Regions from separate parts of the Homo sapiens genome. Here region 1 is linked to region 2. The links are chromatin contacts, found by Hi-C or POLR2A ChIA-PET in ENCODE. All regions are on one chromosome and are shown on one strand. Each heading gives the region's core, a stretch centred on a gene start or an enhancer-like site at or near the end of the contact. The rest is flanking DNA. Distances are from core to core; before and after follow the strand shown. Region 1 overlaps PALLD (palladin, cytoskeletal associated protein). Region 2 overlaps PALLD (palladin, cytoskeletal associated protein).

What was found. Hi-C counts contacts between places; a loop is a spot of excess contacts on that map. ChIA-PET counts read pairs that join two places held with the same protein, here RNA polymerase II (POLR2A). Pooled maps may share reads with other maps.
Region 1: a map of endothelial cell of umbilical vein shows a loop between it and region 2 (3-fold over the local background). The contact joins two enhancer-like sites. A Hi-C loop is called at or near these places in 11 of 168 maps with a recorded cell type or tissue (Calu3, IMR-90, Right ventricle myocardium superior and 7 more) and 11 of 50 pooled maps. POLR2A ChIA-PET finds 5 or more read pairs at or near these places in 1 of 52 experiments (Panc1).

What each region holds. Positions count from the first base shown.
Region 1 is chr4:168,693,347-168,697,552 of GRCh38, reverse strand. All of the region lies in intron 8 of PALLD (palladin, cytoskeletal associated protein), which reads right to left. Among named protein-coding and RNA genes, the nearest start is that of PALLD-AS1, 47 kb to the right of the region's middle. Within about 2 kb of position 2,817, at least 4 of the 41 ENCODE cell types and tissues checked have a DNase peak (open chromatin) inside an H3K27ac peak, as active enhancers do.
Region 2 is chr4:168,514,065-168,517,958 of GRCh38, reverse strand. All of the region lies in intron 2 of PALLD (palladin, cytoskeletal associated protein), which reads right to left. All of the region lies in intron 1 of LOC107986198 (a long non-coding RNA gene), which reads left to right. Among named protein-coding and RNA genes, the nearest start is that of PALLD, 19 kb to the right of the region's middle. Within about 2 kb of position 2,361, at least 5 of the 41 ENCODE cell types and tissues checked have a DNase peak (open chromatin) inside an H3K27ac peak, as active enhancers do.

The DNA of each region.
Region 1 (4,206 bases), core at 1,568-4,067, 180 kb before region 2:
GGTCAGGCTTACCGCCCTGCCATTCTGTCATCCAAATAAAAGACGGGCTGGACCAGAGGCAATGAACCTCCTAATGATGAAAGCCTCATTGCATTTGTCCCTCGAGACACGAGGCTTCAATCTGAACTTGCCCTTCATTCCTGATGCACAGCTGTCACCCTCCTGGGGATGCCCTTTGCCTCTTGCTTCTATGTGATCTCCTGCTTCCTGTACCCCACCTCTACATCTTGTCCTTTCTGGATTAATTCTCTTGCTGTGGTGGAGCACACTGTCGGGTTCCAGAGGAAAATTTGGGGGATCTTACAAGTCTGAAAATATCTTTGCTAGATTTCCATGTGAAGTTTTGCCTAGGGGCAGAATTCCAAGTTGTAGGTAACTTTTTTCACAATTTTGAAGTTCTTGCTTCATTGTCTCGTTGTGTCTAGTGTGACTGCTGAGAAGGCCTAAGCTATTTGCATCTTGCTAGTTTGTATATATAACCTGATGTTTTCTCCCAGGACACTTATAACATGATCTCCTTGTCCTGGAAATTCTGAATTTCATGATGACGTGCCTGGGTCTGGGTTTATTCCATATGTTGTGCAATCAGTGGATTTTTCCATCTGGCAATTGATAACTTTCAGTTTGGGGAACTTTAAAAAAATTATTTCATTGATAATCCTGTCTCTCGCCGCTTCTTTCTTCTCTCCTTCTGGAATCCCAGTTATTCAGCTATGCATCTCTAACTTTGTTGCCTTTTCTCTCTTACATCCCTTCTTCGTCATTTTGCTGTACTTTGTGGGACATCTGCTCGTTTTATTTCTGCTATGAACTTTTCATTTCAAGAACTCTGTTTTACAAGTGTCCTCCCCTCTCTTTTTTTTTTCTAGCTTTTCATTTTTATTTCTTGGGTGGAATGATTTCCTTGGATCCTTTAAGAGAGATTTTGTTTGTTTGTTTTTGTTTTACATTTTCCTCTCTTTGCAAACCCATTTTCTCAAAGTTCCCTTTTAGGAAGGTCACTTGTTTTTTTCTATATCATTCATGCTAGAGGTTTTCTCCAGATGCCTTTTCTCTCTGCTTGTCTGACAGGGATGGGAGTTTATTAAGCTCTGAGTATAAGAGAGGAACTTATCCACTTTGGCCTTCCCTATAGCACAATCTAAGTGGCATCTTTATAAGAGAAACTCCCAAATCATTATCTTTGGATTTATTTTTTCTCTCGGGATGTTTAAATTGCCCAGAGAAGAGTCCTTCAGTCTCTGCTGAGAGAGGTAAAGTTCATAGGCCAGCAGGCTGGAATGTGAGTCCTGGAAGAGGACTGGAAATAGGCACATTTGGCATTAAGAATTTCAAAACCCACTCAATTTTCTTTTTGCTGTGTACTCAAATGTGTCTTGAGTCTTCCCCCTCTCCCTCTAGAGCAAGCTTGTCCAACCCGTGGCCTCTGAGCCACATGTGGCCCAGGACAGCTTTGAATGTGGCCCAACATAAATTCATAAACTTTCCTAAAACATTATGAGATTTTTTTTTTAAGCTCAAAAGCTATGATTAGTGTTAGTGTATTTTATATGTGACCCCAGGTAATTCTTCTTCCAGTGTGGCCCAGGGAATTCAAAAGATTGGACACTCCTCCTCTAGAGAGTAAAACAAACTTTCTTGGTTCATGGGACTCTAAGTTTCTCAATACTTTTTAAATGGTGCTCCTAAGCCAAAAGACATAACTAATAGTTATGTTTGTTATGTAGTTATTTCCAAAGAACTTAATAAGTGTTTATGCCTAAACAATTTAGTGTTTAAAAATACATATAAATTGAAAGAAAAATACTATTATTTTATTCTTAAATAACCACTATTTCTTACTAATGGCTGTGTGCATCTGCTGGGCACTGTACCACCTCTCTTGGAATCAGATTGGATGAGCCAGCCTCATTTCATGTTTTACATGGATTTTCATGAGGTACTTACTTTTTATCACACACTCATCAAAAACTCAGTTTCACAAAGAGATTATGTCATAGAAAAGAATGGAGGGTGATCTAATGTTGAAATTCTGAACTAGTTCAAGCCAGTCATTGTGTCATATCTGTCAAATGTCAAGTTTGAATGTGTTTGCATAAAAAAATTTCAAATATATTACAGCATCCCTGTCAGCGTGGTGTGGCACCCCAGGGCATCCTGTCACACTCTTGGTGAACTATAAGTTTCATATGGCCTACTTTTGTTCAACCCACCGTCCTAACCTAGAACATGCATTAAGTTTTTACTGCATACAATCTACTGGGATCTCAAGAAACATCCCTATCATTGCCCTCCTACAACAGCACCTTAGTACATTTAACTAAGTGTAACTTACTTTATATTTTGAATCAGAGAATCAAAGCCTAGACTCTACCGTACAAGATCTAGCATGGGTCACACTGGTGAGCAGAAATTAAAATTGAAAGCAGGAGGCAATATACTTTTATATGTATAATTCCACAACCAGTAAGACGCGTTTTTGTGTTTTTAATTTTGCACGCTATTAGACAGTGCTATAGAAGTAACTCAACACAGTTTGTGGCTGTTTCCAGACAGCTGAGTGAGTAAGAGACTGAGTATTAACAGCTGTCAAATGAGTCTTCTGTGTCCCCCACCCCCAGACTAGTCTTTGAAGGAGTCTATCAGTACAAAGTCAGAATTTCAAAGAAGGCCAGAGAAGGTACTATGACAAACGGATGTTGGTCTTAAGTAAGCTGACTAGCTATTAATTCACAAAACAGTCTGAAAAGATTTGTGATGCAAGCTGACTTCTGTCTAGACAGAGAGGGGAGTGTAAAACACATCAGACAGATACGACGCAGCAGTGACAAGAAAAACCTGTTTCAGTTGCACAGATCCATTTGGAGACAACCTGCTATTTCCTTCTTTATCTAAATATCTAATTCCTAATGGGGCTATATCTAGGTACTAGGGAATTTCAACTTTATTTCTGGAGCTTTAAAACATCTTGCCCATGAATAAGGAAGAGAGTAAAGAGAAGAGAGTAAAGAGAAGAGTAAAGAAAAAATAAATAAAAAGAATGAGGGAGTGAGATGGAGAAAGAGGAAGAGAGGCAGGGAATGAAGGAGGTGAGGGGAGAGAAAGAGACAGAGAGGAGGGGGAGAGAGCGAGCAAGAGTGACTCTCTCAGAGGAAAGGAAGAGGGTAGGAAGAGACAGTAATAAAAACAGAATGCTTAAATGTTTTCCTGAATTTCAAAGGCTATTTATGTTTTAGCATTTGGAAAATATCACTGACCTAGTCCTATAAAATTTATCTCTTGCCTCAGATGTATTGTAGTCACGTCTGTTTTTCTTCCTTCCACTTAACAATGGCTAAGAAAACAGTTTTTAGGGAAGCCGGTTCCTACATACTTCTATATAGTTTAATAGCTCAGAGGTCCATTAGATATAACAGTCAATCAGGTCATTTAAAGAAGGTAAACAGTCATATTTATTTTTTGTTTTTTCCTCTGACATAGCAACTTCAAGGTCAATGTAAGGAAAACACTTGGCAACTAGTAAAAGAATCATACCTAGTTTTGACAGGCATGACAAAACATTGTTTAAGCACAAATACACTGTAACATTTGCTTGTTCTGAAGTTCTTACTCACAACAACTCATATAATTAGTCACTTGCGTGGTCATTCATGTGTTTAAGGGTTTTTTTTGTTTAAAAAACATGATCATGGATTTTATTTAATGCTGCATGCCAACGGCTGATTTCCTGAAGCACAGCATTTTAACGCTGTAAAAGGGAAAGAAGAAAGTCTCGTCGTGTCATGGTAAAAACAATTGTGGAGAAATCATCGTAGGTCAGGAAAACTCATTGTGTTAGTTTTTAATAGCTCCTGACTATATAATATTTTTTGGTGTATTGACAGATTTGCTAGAAATATTTCTCTGCCAGGAGAAATTTTTCAGAAAATGCTATTATTGTAGTTGGAATGAAGGAATCTGTTTTCTTAAACGCTTTCAGATCTAACTATGTAAATAAGAAAATTCAGTGAACACAAAGAGGAAACATTTTTCTGCATTGCTAGGACAAGGGATTTAAAAGGAAGGCCTTCCATATCTTGCTCTTTTCTGCATGATTTTGCTACATTAAAGCAAATGGCATTTAAGTACGTTCTAGAGGTCAGGTGATTCCATGAAGCTGTTTAGGACTAATTTTATTAAATAATTCACAATCAAAACTATAGTTTA
Region 2 (3,894 bases), core at 1,112-3,611:
TATAAAGGCTTAGTGTATGCACATCTTAATTGTGTATCGTAAAACAGTTCTCCAAACTGGTTGTACCTATTTACATTTCATGTTGCAGTCACAACACGTGTATTGTCAGGATTTTTTCATTTTGATGATCTGATGGTATTATCTGGTATCTCATTGCTGACTATATTCTTTAACAACAACGATACTCCTGGGCTAAGCCATCTGGATCTTCACTTTACAAGCACTGAATATTCATAAACTATTGGCTAGTGGTGCTGTTGCTACATTTTCCGAAACCAAATCAGCCAAAAGATGGGAGATACCATATTTTCTTACCCTTAGTAAGAAAAGTAAATTCATGGCTTGTTTTTCTTCCTGTCGTTTTTGAGGAGATGGAAATTTTTACTGACAGAGTTGCATAGATTTGATATGGCTAATCCTCTTGTTTTGGCTTTTGATGATGATCAAAGTCTTGCTGATGTAAACTAATTGGAGGCATTGGACATGCTGTATTTCGATTATAAAAAGAAATAATTGTATTACTTTTAATTATATATAGTAAATAAAACTTTACAGGGCTAACAATGATGACCTAGTAGGTATCTTATGATTAGATATGAGTAATTGTATTTAGACTATTAAAGCACATTACTGGATTCCACTTTTACTACAATAAGTGGGTGTTTAAAAGTTTTTTTTGACATATGTACACATTTACCTTATATTAATAATATAAAGATGTGTTTGGACTACTTGTAGATAAAACAGGAATGCTTTGTTTTATTTGTAGTTATTTTCTGAATAATAACTTTATTTGTAGTAATTTGATTGAGAATAACATAGTTTCTTCCCATGTCCCAGTCCCTGTGTCTTGATCCTGCTTCCTGCTGCCATGTTTTCCTGTGGCGCATTCCCTGTGCGTCAGCCTGGACTTTTCCAATGGCCAATTGCCAAGCTCCTTGGCACCACACTTCACTCACCTCCCACTACAGCTGCCAACTACCCAACACTGAATGTTTCTACACTAACTATACCCACCTTAAAAAATATTTTCTGTTGATTGACCATGATTAACTTAATACAAAAAAAGGGAAGGATACCCATGAAGGGATTTGTTTTCTTTTTCCATAGAGAAAGATACTGGAAATTGCCAGGCTACCATTTTCTTTGAAGATATTTGGAATATGAATTCCAAGCGTAGATTTTTAAAGGTGGCAATTCCACTATCTCCATTTCTGGAGGCTTTCAGTAAGCTATGCATAACTTCTAACTCCACAGTGACAGTGGCTAAGTCTTCTCATTAACAACTGCAGCATGGGATCAAGAATCATAAGAGCTGAGTTATACTCCAGTCTCCATGACTAATGAATGATTTTTGTATTACTAGGCACATCATTTCACAGTTTTTGATCCCAGTCTCCTTACATTTAAATGGTTTAAAACATACAGTTGATAAAATATTTTTAAAGGTATAAATACCTTTAAAATAAATAAATAATACCTTTAAAAATAAATAAATACCTTTAAAAATATAAGGCCTCCTTTTTATAATACCGGAGGTAATTTTGAACTAAAATTCTTCACAAATTTTTTACTAACTCACAAAGTCAAGAGTGGAGAGAACAGGGAAGGTGAGTGATGTCAGGGAACAGGTCTTTATGCTGTTTGGAAGGAGTATATGAGAATATGGGACATTTGAGCATAAGCAGAGAAAAAATGAATTCTGACTTGATTTCATTTAATGTAGTAATTCAAATTGTTAATATAATTTGCATATCATGTGAATACTACCTCAATTGTATATAACGTCCTTTTTTATGCATAGGGTTTTCTTCTATCAGCTCTTCTTTCTCTTGTTGAGATTTTGTTGGATATGCAATAATAAAGGAGGAAAACATATTTTCAGTCCTGTTTGTAGTCATAAGTGGTGTTCACACAGTGTGAGAGGGTGAAGTGACTGCATGTGAAGTACAAATGCCTTGCCTTGAAGTGACTGGCCTGGTTTTACCCTGTTGTTTCTGTTACTTCTTCCCTGAGTGGGGGCTTCTTTATCCACATTTGTAAGGTTCATCATGCCAGCTTTCAAAAGCAAACAATCTCTGTTGTTTAATCTAAGCTCCAGCCAGCTGCTTAGTAGCCCAGGCATGTTAACCTAGCAATTGGTTTCCCTAATCTGGACCCAGTTGAGTCACTAAGATTCTGCTCTGTTCTTTTGTCTTTCTGGAGCTATGGTCCTAACTTTCACTTGCTTAAACTCTTGCAAGGTAAAGGTTTCTCCCCCGTGTTCCAGCTCCTGTATCTTGATCCTACTGTCTGCTGCCATGTTTTCCTGTGACGCATTCCCTATAAGTCAGCCTGGACCTTTCCATTGGCCAACCGCCAAGCTTCTTGGCACCATACCTCACTTACCTCCCAGTACAGCTGCCAACTACCCAACACTGAGGAGCGTCTCTGCTCTCACCAACCAGTGTCTCTTGGGCTTCTGCTTATGGCTTGCTTTAGATTCTCCTGACATCTCCTTGCCTCTCCACACGTCTGTCAACTGCTTCTGTGACCTCAGGAAATGGCCTGCCAATCAATAGGTCTGCCTAAGCTCCAGGTCCTAGGTCCTCTGGACTGACACAGTCTGAGTCAGGTTCTAAAATGCCCCATTGCAGGAAATCTTTAATAAAGGTTTTCTTCCTGATAGAAAATTTCCTTCAAAGATTTTCTCTTATGACTGTCATATGTCTCATGTGGTCAAAAGAGCTCAATGTTCTTAGGCGTCTGGTGCACTTACAAATACATGACAAGGAGGATCAAGATCTTTGGAACAGAAATTTAAAAAATCCAATGAGCATCTATGCTCTCCCTCTCAAACAAAAACAGCCTCCAAACCCAAAAAACTCTATAGGATACAAACATGACCAGCTAACTTTCAACAATGGAACATTTTATGAGACTTAATTATTCTAGAAGGGCATAATTTGTCAAGTTTGGACTTTCATAGACTGCAGAATAAGAGAAAACTAGTTAATAATACTGCAGATACTAACTAAATTAAATTTTAGTTCTGCTACCCCCAAAGAGGCAGAAGTGTGAATTTGATGACCCCTAGAATCACCAAATGGTTAAGTGAATTTTAATACAGTAATTATGGTCTGTTCACCTGAATTAATCCTTCAATGCTAAATGGACTGCTTTCTGTCATTTTTTAAAGGTTGTAGTATACTTCAAGGGTTATTTTGGAAGTAAATGTAGGTGGAACCATATGTAGTTTGAAAACCTGTGGAACTGTTTTGAGTGACATGAGAATGAATGTCTAATGAAAATTATTTATTTGCAAGATTGATAGGTTAAAAAATCTAAATAGAATCTGAAACATTCATTTCTGTCAAAGGTAAAATGTAAGAAACAAATTCTTCATGTATATAAATCTGTATAAATAATCTACATAAATAACATATAAATGCAGAATTTAGAACGACATATTTAATTAAATGAACACATGAAAAAGTTTTTTACTGCCCCCTGCTGTCAGTTTCTTAAAGAATTATAGTAAAATTACTGTAAAGCTGACTCAAAGTGAATTAGTTGAACAAATTGGTCGGGGGAAAAAAATCGCCCACCTGTAATCACACCACTTTTCAGCCAGTAATGCTAATTTTTACTTCATGTGTGTGCACAATGAGGTCAGATTAAGAAACCAACACTAGCAAAGCTTGTGTTAGTGAGCAAAGGATCAGAGATACAGGGAAGTTTGTGATCTGTGAAATGCTATTAGTAAGAAAGTACCAGTGTTTCAATTCAATCTTTAGCCAGTGATGTCTACTTTACCATTTTTTTCCAAATCAAATAATTTTCAGTTAACTTTTTTTTTTTCTTTTTTTGAGACAGAGTCTCGCTCTGTCACCCAGGCTGGAGTGGAGTACAGTG